Linked DNA regions of Homo sapiens: region 2 is linked to region 1. The links are chromatin contacts, found by Hi-C or POLR2A ChIA-PET in ENCODE. All regions are on one chromosome and are shown on one strand. The core of a region is the stretch at or near the end of the contact, and the rest is flanking DNA. Distances in the headings are between cores, read along the strand shown.

Region 1 (5,612 bases), core at 1,106-3,605:
CCCACAGTCTATACTTCCAAAAACTAGCTAGAACCCGGTAAAACAGGTTGGTATCCAACTATGCTTTAAAACCTTGCTTTTCAAAGCAAAATCTGTCAGCTTCATCTGGGAACATGTAAGGCATATTAGAAATGCAGAACCTTGAGCTCCAACCCAGACTTCGGAAATCAGAAGCTTCATTCTAACAAAATCCTCAGGTACTTCAGAAGCACTGCCTTAAATGGCCCCCTGCCTAATCTTTCTACGCTTCACCTTTTCTATGGTTCTTTCCTTTTCACGCCCCCACCCAAGAGAGGACAGTCTCCCCCAGACAGTCCTAAATGACAAATGAAAAATAAACACATTATTCTCTTCATTTGTGATTTTATATTATTCTTGACCTGCCTAACTGGCTTCTGCCTCTAAAGAAAGCCTGCACAAACTCCTTGTGTATAATTTGAATTAAACACACACACACACACACACACACACACACACACACTCTTACCTGTCGGACTCTTGCTATTGGCTCGTTGTTAGCAGGGCAATAGGTCGTAATAACCTTAAAACAAAAGGATGATGATCATGTATAGAAAACGTAATCCCTTTTGAAGTAAGGGAATAGACCAAACGGGGAAGAAAAACAAGAGAGGAAAAAATGATATAATACCCAAACTCAAAAAGCTTAGGTTAACTTCTGTTACATATAAACCACTCTACAGAGGTTGTCTTTCATTTCTGACTTAAACATTAGAAACTACCTTTCTGCAAAACTCGCCTCTGACATCTCAATATTAGGCATATAAACAAAAGCCTTAACATAAGCAGTTATTTTGTCTCTTTTTCCATTAATAACAGACCAAACTGACTAGTTTTAGTTATTTCTTCTCTTCCTTACTCTGCCCACCCTCTGCTCAGAGATGAAATGGCCAAGGCAGGAAAACTGTTGGAAAGTCCCGTGTCCACACCAACTGGAGAGGTCTCAGGTCAACAATGAAAGGGAAAATCAAGGCACAGCTAAAAAGGCCTCCAAGAGCCTAATGATCAGATACCACACGGAAATCAGGATGAAACACCGAGGTCTGAGGAGCAATTAAAATTATCTGTATCTCCTACAGCCACTGATTACCAAAAGACGTGTTCCCTCTACCAAGGCAGGTTCATTATATAATATACAACGTCCAACAAAGTTTGTTAACTGTTACATAACATCCTCCTATAAAAAACTTTCTTTTAAAAAAAAATCTGGGCGATAATAACCTTACCTTTCCATTGTATTCTATAAAACATTGTTTTGAGCAGTAATGGGTATCAGGCGCGGTGTTAAGCCCTGGGCAATGGAGAAATGCTGAAAATCCAGTCCTCAAAGGAGTTCACAGCCCAACGTACAACATGGCAAGATTTCGGCACGTCCAAGCTTGCAAACTCCCAAAGAATTCAGGAAGGAAGATAACTTAAAACTACACTGAAGAACGTTACCTGCGGTGCACGTCACAGCTGAAGAGCCAGAGTTAAGCTCTAAATTAAGATCAGTTGCACCGCTCAGTGTGCCACATTTCTCACAAGACCATAGATCCCAAGACCATAAGGTTTTAATTTTTTTTTTTTTTTTTTTTTTTGAGACGGAATTTCGCTCTTGTTGCTCAGGCTGGAGTGCAATGGCACGATCTCGGCTCACTACGACCTCCACCTCCCGGGTTCAAGCGATTCTCCTGCCTCAGCCTCCCTAGTAGCTGGGATTACAGGCATGCGCCACCACGCCCGGCTATTTTGTATTTTTTTTAGTAGAGACAAGGTTTCTCCATGTCGGTCAGGCTGGTCTTGAACTCGCTACCTCAGGTGATCCGCCCGCCTAGGCCTCCCAAAGTGCTGGGATTACAGGGGTGAGCCACCGCGCCCGGTAGACCATAATGTTTTAAATATGCGCGGGAAGTTTAGCCCCTACAGCTCCAAAATGACGTCGATTCTGCATAGCACACAAGGACCTAAAATCTAAGTTTTTGTTTTAAAGGCACCCTACACGAGAAAACTTTTACTGTGGAGCTTCAAAATCTCCCATGCTACTACCGCATCCAGCGCCAGCGGGGAGTCGGTAGGTCAGTGCCCGCCCGGCCTCCTCGAGCGAGCCCCGGCGGCTGCAGAGATTTCTTGAGCGCCCGCGTACCTCTCCCCGGCCTCCCCAGCTTCCATTATACACGCCCTCGTTTTCCTCGCGGAGCCCCAGCTCTTTCAGCCACGCATACTGGGGCTGATTGATGAGGAGAGTGGACATGAAGGCGGCAGGCCTGCTCCAAGGTCCAGAGAGCTTGCTGGTCTTTGCAGCGTGCACACACAGCGCGCGAGGAAGGCGCCACATACTGAGCCCGGGACTCGGGATGAGCCCAAGGCCCTGAGAGCTGCTGAAATAGAGCCCCGCCCCCCGCCCGGGAGAACCCATTGGGCAGACCCGACCCCTCCCACTGGGCACGACCCCGCCACCGCCCCGTCTGCCCCTGGTCTTCCGGAGGAGCCTGCGGCTGAATCCTGCCTGGAACAATGGGAGTGCTACAGGGAGGAGTGGGCTGCTGCCATCTGGTGAAAGACTCCGGGAGCCACAGTTCCAGCTGGGAATTCTTTTCAGCAAAATATTGGCGCTGAAGTACAGTAGGCTATAGCAGGGGTTCTGAAACTGTAAAATGCGTGTAATGACCTGGTCGTCGTGGTAAATGCACATTCTGATTCAGTAAGTCTGGGCTAGGGTCGGAGAGCCGACATTCCTAACCAGCTCCTCAGCGATGGTGACGCCTCTTGTCCCTGGAGTAGGCAACGGAGGGTTTGTATTGGGGGGCGGGGGAAGGGTTGGTTGTTTTCACTGTTTTGGTAGATTACAAATTAAAGTTTTCTAATTAATGATAAATATTAGATTGCTGCATTTCCTCTATAAATATCCTGCCTGGGTATATTCTTACTTTTTTTTTTTTTTTTTTTTTTTGGAAACGGAGTTTCGCTCTTCTTGCCCAAGCTAGAGTGCAACGGCGCGATCTCGGCTCACTGCAACCTCCGCCTACCGGGTTCAAGCGGATTCTCTTGCCTCAGCCTCCTGAGTAGCTGGGATTACAGGTGTGCACCACCACACCCGGCTAATTTTTTGTATTTTTAGGACAAACGGGGTTTCACCATGTTAGTCAGGCTGGTCTGGAACTCCTGACCTGAGATGATCTGCCCGCCTCAGCCTCCGAAAGTGCTGGGATTAGAGACATGAGCCACTGCGCCCGGCCTCTTACTTTTTTTTTTTTAAGATGGAGTCTCGCCCTATCGCCCAGGCTGGAGTGCAATGGCACGATCTCCACTCACTGCAACTTCAACCTCCCAGGTTCAAGTGATTCTCCTGCCTCAGCCTCCCCAGTAGCTGGGATTACAGGTGCACACCACCACACCAGCTAATTTTTGTATTTTTAGTAGAGACGGGGTTTCTCCCTGTTGGCCAGGCTGCTCTCGAACTCCTGACCTCGTGATCTGCCCGCCTCTGCCTCCCAAAGTGCTGGGATTACAGGCGTGAGCCACTGTGTCCGGCCTATTCTTACATTTTTTTTTTTTTTTTGAGACGTAGTCTCGCACTGTTGCCAGGGCTGGAGTCCAGTGGCGCAATCTCGGCTCACTGCAACCTCCGCCTCCCGGGTTCACGCGATTCTCCTTGCCTCAGCCTCCTGCGTAGCTGGGATTACAGGCGCCCACCACCACGCTTGGCCAATTTTTTGTATTTTGAGTAGAGAAGGGGTTTCACTATGTTGGCCAGACTGGTCTCGAATTCCTGACCTCGTGATCCGCCCACCTCAGCCTCCCAAAGTGCTGGGATTACAGGTGTGAGCCACCACGCCCAGCTCTTACTCTTAAAGAATAAAGACAGTTTTGATCAATTTCTTTCATTCTCCATTTCTGTCTTCCTACAATATCCTTTCCATTCATGCATGCCCCATCTCATTTCACAACAACTGGGCCTACCCTGTAAAACGGAAATACTAATATCTCAATCATCATTATTTGAACATGAGTTTAAAATATGCTTGCCCACGCTAGAGTGCAGTGGCAGGATCATGGCTTACTGAAGCCTCGACCTCCGAGGCTCTAGTGATCCTCCTACCTCAACCTCCCAAGTAGCTGGGACTACAGGCATGCCATCACACCCAGCTAATTTTTGAGGATTTTTTGTAGAGACAGGGTTCCCCCATGTTGCCCAGGCTGGTCCGCACCTCCTCGGCTCAAGGGATCTGCCTTGCGCCTCCCAAAGAGCTGGGATTACAGGCTTGAGCCACCACTCCTGGCCCCTTTCATCTCTGCATTCAAACATAAGCTTTATCTCTTCCACCCTTATAGTACAAATGATTTGAACAAACACTCTGCATGTATCAAGCAGCTACCAGAAACTGCAGTTAGTACTAGGCATACATGAATGATGCTTCCTTTTGTAAATGCTACAGTTTTTTCCTGTTAGGGCAAGGACCATCTCTGACTCATCTTTGCATTGCTCCACAGTTCCTAGCATTGTTCCAAGTTTACGCTCACTTACATGAGTATATGAACAAATGAACCAATGAATAACACCGTCGAAGGAGTTGCAATGCCCTATCTGACATTGGTAATCTCTATCAACAACCCTGCTGCTGTCTTCCATCTACACGGAGGACCATGGTGCTAATTTTTCTAATTTTAATTCTCAGACTTTATTTATTTATTTATTTATTTATTTAGAGACGGAGTCTCACTCTGTCCCCAGGCTGGAGTGCAGTGGTGCAATCTTGGCTCACCACAACCTCCGCCTCCCGGGTTCAAGTGATTCTCCTGCCTCAGCCTCCTGAGTAGCTGGGACTACAGGCACTCACCACCACACCTGGCTAATTTTTCAATTTTTAGTAGAGACAGGGTTTCACCACGTTGGCCAGGATGGTCTCGATCTCCTGACCTCGTGATCCGCCCGCCTTGGCCTCCCAAAGTGCTGGGATTACAGGCATGAGCCACCGCGCCCGGCTAATTCTCAGACATTTTAACTGATTCTCATCACTTTCTATCAGCCAACAAGATTATTTGTCCACATATCCCAAAACCACATTCTTCCTTCTCTTCTCTTCCATTCACTTCAACGAAATTAAAATACATAGAGGCACAAAGGATTAGGAGCAACACATAGTGTCATCAAGGAGTGTTGGCTGCCCTCTCTTCAAGTCAAGAAGAGAAGTGTGCCCATCCTTCTGAACCAATTCTGGCTGGCTGGGCACAGTGGCTCATAGCTGTAATCCCAGAACTTTGGGAGGCCAAGATGGAAGGATCACTTGAGTGATCAGAAGTTCGAGACCAGCCTGGCCAACGTGGTGAAACCCCATCTCTACTAAAAATACAAAAATTAGCTGGATGTGGTGGTACACGTCTATAGTCCCAGCTACTTGGGAGGCTGAGCCTGGAGAATCGCTTAAACCCAGGAGATGGAGGTTGCAGAGCGCCAAGATCATACCATTGCACTCCAGCCTGGGGGACAGAGCAAGACCCTGTCTCAAAAAATAAATAAGCCAATTCTGGGAATATAGGCACCAGCAACTGCTCACATTGAAAACAGGGATTGCATCCTTCTTCTACATCCTTTTTTCAAAACTCCTGTTAGC
Region 2 (5,612 bases), core at 1,094-3,593, 36 kb after region 1:
CATCATGCTTAGCACCACACTGGTCTCGAACTCCTGGGCTCAAGCAATCCTCCTGCCTCAGCCTCCCAAAGTGCTGGTATTATAGGCATGAGCCACCACACCCAGTCATTTTACCCAGTTTTAAATCAGATTGGTCATTTTTCACTGTTCTTTATGTAGTCTGGTTTTTAACCCCTTGTCAGATATATATTTTGCAGATGTTTTGTCCCATTCTGTAGGTTGTCTCTTCACTCTTGTTTCCTTTGCTGTGCAAAAGCCTGTCAGTTTGATGTAATCCCATGTGTTTATTTTTGCTTTTGTTGGCCTGTTTTGCTGAGGTCTTATTTTAAAAATCCTTGGGCCAGGCAAAGTGGCTCACACCTGTAATCCCAGCACTTTGGGAGGCTTGAGTGGGTGAATCACATAAGCATAGGAGTTCAAGACTAGCCTGGGCAACATGGCAAAACCCCATCTCTATAAAAAATTTAAAAATTAGGCTGGGCGCGGTGGCTCACGCCTGTAATTCCAGCACTTTGGGAGGCCAAGGCGGTCAGATCATGAGGTCAGGAGATCAAAACCATCCTGGCCCACATGGTGAAATGCTGTCTCTACTAAAAATACAAAAATTAGCTGGGCGTTGTGGCACATGCCTGTAATCCCAGCTACTCGGGAGGCTGAGGCAGGAGAATCGCTTGAACCAGGGAGTCGGAAGATGCAGTGAGCTGAGATCGCACCGCTGCACTCCAGCCTGGTGACAGAGTGAGACTCTGTCTCAAAAAAAAAGAAAATTTTTAAAATTAGGCAGGCATGGTAGTGCACACCTGTGGTCCCAGCTATTGGGAGGCTGGGGTGGGAAGATCACCTGGGCCCACGATTGATTGAGGTTGAGGCTGCAGTGAGCCGTGATTGTGCCACTGCACTCAACCTTGAGTGACAGAGTGAGAACCTCCGTCTCAAAAAAAAAAAAAACCTTGCCCAGCCCAATGTTGTAGAGTATTTCTGTATGTTTTCTAGTAGTTTTGTAGTTTCAAGTTACATTTAATCCTAATCCATTCTGAGTTGATTTTTGTGTATGGTGAGAGGTAGGGGTCTAGTCTCATTCTTCTTCATGGGGATGTTCAATTTCCCCAGCACTGTTTATTGAAGAGACTGTCTTTTCCCTCGTGTGTGTTCTTGGCACCTTTGTTGAAAATCGGTTGACTGTAGGTGGCATACGCAATATATAAAGAGGAAAATCAGCCACGGACCAATACAGAATGTTAATTTGAAGTGATTATTTTTTAATTACTGAATAATTGTTCAGTTCAACGTATTTTCTAGTATGTGTCAAATTTGTGTCACAAACATCTTCATTTTTAATTGCTCATTATAAGAATGATGTTCTACTCAAAAAGGAATTTGTTTTATTTTGTTTTGTTTTGTCTTGTTTTTTGGAGACAAGGTATTGCTTTGTTGCCCTGACTGGAGAGCCGTGGTGCAATCACAGCTCACTGCAGCTTCGATCTCCTGGGTTCAAGTGATCCTCCTGCCTCAGCCTTTCAAATAGCTGGGACCACAAGTACATGTGACCACGCCCAGCTTGCTTATTTATTTATTTATTTATTTATTTATTTATTTATTTATTGAGATGGAATCTTGCTCTGTCACCCAGGCTGGAGTGGAGTGGCATCATCTCTGTTTGCCGCAACCTCTGCCCCCGGATTCAAGCAATTCTCCTGCCTCAGCCTCCCAAGTAGCTGGGATTACAGGCGCACACCACCATGCCTGGCTAATTTTTGTGTTTTTAGTAGAGAAGGTGTTTTACCATGTTGGCCAGGCTGGTCTTGAACTCCTGACCTCAAGTGATCCACCTGCCTCGGACTCCCAAAGCGCTGGGATTACAGGCATGAGCCACTACACTTGGCCAAATTTTTTTATTTTTTGTAGAGACCGGAATTTACTATGTTGCCCAGGCTGGTCTCAAATTCCTGGGCTCAAGTGATCCTCCTGCCACATCCTCCCAAAGTGCTAGGATTACAGGCATGAGCCACTGTGCCAGGCCAGAAGGGGGATTTTTTTTAAAGCCCTGAAAATAGCTCTGAGCTGGACACTTTTTTTTTTTGATTTAGAGTCTCACTCTGTCACCCAGGTTGGAGTGCAGTGGCGCAGTCTCGGCTCACTGCAACCTTTGCCTCCTGGGTTCAAGTGATTCTCCTGCCTTGGCCTCCTGAGTAGCTGGGATTACAGGCACCCACCACCACACCTGTGAGCTGGACACTCTTAACTGCTACTGTAACTGCCGAGAGTTACTATGAAGTTAGCAAAACATTGTTACATCAGAGCAGCGTTGTCATCATAATTAGACTAGTGAGTTAGTGAAGTTTTAGATGAGTATTCCATCCATTGCTGTCAGGAATGGCTTCAGGGAAAGATACTTGTCCTACTTTGCCTAAACTCACTAACAACTGCTCTGATGAGAGTCTCTATAAATCTGCTAATAAGTAAGGATTTATGGGATTCTGGGGTTTTTTGTTTGCTTGTTTTGCAACCTGGGAGCCACAAAGATACGGTCAATAACTTTGTGTTCCCCTTTGGCATCTATACAGAAAGCTTTATGTTCCAGAGGGAAATATGTGTGCAGGGAAAGCAAATCTGACCTGAGTGTAGAGCATACATAAATTCAGAAGCCAATATAGTTTCTGTTTTTTGTGGCTGGCCAGACATTTCCTTTAGGCAGTCGGTAGGCCTGAGGCAAATCTAGGTGCCTTGCCTTTTCCCTTAAAGTCAAGTTAAAATGGGCAGGGTGCAGTGGCTCACGGCTGTAATGTCAACAGTTTGAGAGGCCAAGGTGGGTGGTTCACTTGAGGTCAGGAATTCGAGACCAGCCTGACCAACATGGCAAAACCCCAGCTGGGCATGATAATGCACTCCATCTCATTAAAAAAAAAAAAAAAAAAAAAAAAAAAAGTCAGATTAAAATGGACATTGTGGGCAAATTGTAAAGGACAGCATGCAGTTAGAATTACAGATACCTGGCCCTGACTTGATCTTGCTGATACATGGGTACTTAAATGGTTATCTTTTAGCTGAGTTTCAATGGCACAGCCGTCTGTCCTGCAACAGCAGGGGACCAAACATGAATGCACAACTGCCTCCAGTGCCTGGAATGATGCTAAAATGATTGTATTTGGCTCACAAGATGTCTTCTTGCTTTCCTAATCATCAGGTATGAAGAGATTCATTTGCCACGATTTTCATTAAAGCAAGGGATGATCCCAAGACGTTATGTCATGCCTTGGAAAGAAAACATGATATTCAGGAATGTGAATCTGAAGGTATTTCCCCATAAGCACACATAAGGAAAAAAAACAAAAACAAAAACATTAAGCCGGATGCGGTGACTTGTGCCAATAATCCTAGCACTTTGGGAGACCGAGGCGGGTGGATCACTTGAGGTCAGGAGTTCGAGACCAGCCTAGCCAACTGGCGGAACCCCATCTCTACTAAAAATATGAAAATTAGCTGGGCATGGTGGCGGGCAGTTGTAATCCCAGCTACTCGGGAGGCTGAGGCATGAGAATCTCTTGAACCCGAGAGGCAGAGGTTGCAGTAAGCCAAGATTGCGCCACTGCAATCTAGCCTGGGCAACAGAGCTAGACTCTGTCTCTAAATAAATAAATAAATTTTACATATATATATATATATATATATATAATTTAGTATGTCTGTGATAGACGTGTGTAACTATACAAAAACTATTTTGATGTACTGTCACAAACTTGCAAACAAATGTTAAATAGTAATATCTGTTTAAATAACCTAATTATATACCGAAGAATTTCAGAAACTCTACATCATGCTATCTTGCAGTTGTTAAACTCATCATCAGAAGATGCCATTAATATTAAAGGTACACTACAAAGCATATATTTTTTAGATTATACTGCATATTCAGATAGAGAGGCATGGGAATATTTTGGCTAGTTTACACATGATTTACCCATTCAATGCTCCTGTTCAGTCAGCAGTTTTATTTATTTATTCCTTTTTTTCTTTTTGGAGACAGGGTCTCGCTCTGTCATCCAGGCTGGAGTGCAGTGGCGTGATCACAGCTCACTGCAGCCTCATCTGCTGAGCTCAATTGATCCTCCTGCCTCAGTCTCCCAAGTAGCTGGGATTACAGGTGCACATCACCACACCTTGCTAGCTTTTTGATTTTTAGTAGAGATGGGGTCTCACTATGTCTTCCAGTTTGGTCTTGAACTCCTGAGCTCAAGCAATCCTACTGCCTCGGCCTTCCAAAATTCTAGGATTACAGGAGTTAGCCACCACACCGGGCCTACTTTATTTATTTATTTAGAGACAGGATCTCACTCTGTCACCCAGACAGGAGTGCAATGATGCAATCATGGCTCACTGCAGCTGCAGCAACCTCTTGGGCTCAGGTGATCCTCCCACCTCAGCCTCCTGAGCAGCTGGGACTACAGGCACATGCCACCATGCCCGGAGAGTTTTGGTATTTTTTGTAGAGATGGGATCTCTACTATGTGGTCCAGGCTGGTCTCCTGGGCCCAAGCGATTCTCCTGCCTCAGCCTCCCAAAGTGCTAGGATTACAGGCATGAACCACTGTACCCGGCTCCAGTCAGTAGTTTTATAACAGCAGGAAAACTACTATAGGTAAAATGCCGCAGCCACTGTAGAAGATAGTGAGACCATTCTTCAAAAAATTAAACATAGAATTACCATATGATTCAGCAATTCCACTTCTAAGTATATGCTCAAAATAATTGAAAGCAGGGATTCCAACAGGCTTGTTTTAAAACATTTTCTGGCTGGCGTGGTGGCTCATGCCTGTGATCCTAGCACTTTGGGAGGCGGAGGCGGGCAGATAACCTGAGTTCAGGAGTTCAAGACCAGCCTGGCCAACATGGTGAAACCCCATCTCTACTAAAAATACAAAAATTAGCCGGGCATGATGGCACATGCCTGTAATCCCAGCTACTTGGGAGGCTGAGGCAGGAGAATCGCTTGAATCCGGGAGACACACTGCAGCAAGCCAGATCACGCCACTGCACTCCAGCCTGGGCAACAGAGCAAGACTCCATCTCAAACAAATAAATAAATGTTTACTCAGACTTACTACAGTCTTAATATTAGTCTGCATTTCATGTAATTTAGTGGCATATCAAGGTCATTTTCAATGCCCTAAGTAGCTTCAGCATGGTGACAGTACTGACTTTTTCATTTATGAGAATTATAGGTTGTAAACTTTATAAGTTGAAATCAGTAAAGAAAAACTTTGTTTTGATTGCATCAAAACACTTATTCTTGACCTTACTTTTAGAGTATAATTCAGCATCATTTTTCAGAGCTATTTTACTTTTGCAATTTAGTTGACAGTGTTCCTACCAATGAAACTTAAATAAGTGAATTAAGTAAAGTGAATGTGCCCACACTGAGTAAATGCTAGTAAATGCTAACTTATGCTTTCCTTCCTTTTATTTATCCTCACCATTTTTCCATTAGGAGTTAAAAACTGCATCTAACAACATTAAAAAATATAGCACACAGACTAGGTGCAGTGGCTTATGCCTCTAATCTTAGCACGTTGGGAGGCTGAGACAGGGGGATAGTTTGAGGCCAGGAGTTTAAG

Evidence for each region. A loop is a pair of places that touch in the nucleus more often than their neighbours do. ChIA-PET counts read pairs that join two places held with the same protein, here RNA polymerase II (POLR2A). Pooled maps may share reads with other maps.
Region 2: POLR2A ChIA-PET joins it to region 1 with 10 read pairs in Panc1. The contact joins the promoter of SPMIP10 here to the promoter of ALDH7A1 in region 1. A Hi-C loop is called at or near these places in 2 of 168 maps with a recorded cell type or tissue (Caco-2 and HepG2) and 4 of 50 pooled maps. POLR2A ChIA-PET finds 5 or more read pairs at or near these places in 17 of 52 experiments (A549, A673, B cell and 14 more).

The regions. Positions count from the first base shown.
Region 1 is chr5:126,592,864-126,598,475 of GRCh38, forward strand. ALDH7A1 (aldehyde dehydrogenase 7 family member A1) reads right to left here and starts at 2,356. Exons shown (of 18, transcript NM_001182.5): 1 at 2,144-2,356; 2 at 488-541. The coding sequence starts at 2,335. RefSeq lists a silencer at 4,660-4,823.
Region 2 is chr5:126,629,362-126,634,973 of GRCh38, forward strand. It overlaps SPMIP10 (sperm microtubule inner protein 10), which reads left to right and starts at 2,344. Exons shown (of 3, transcript NM_207408.3): 1 at 2,344-2,459; 2 at 3,185-3,293. The coding sequence starts at 2,374.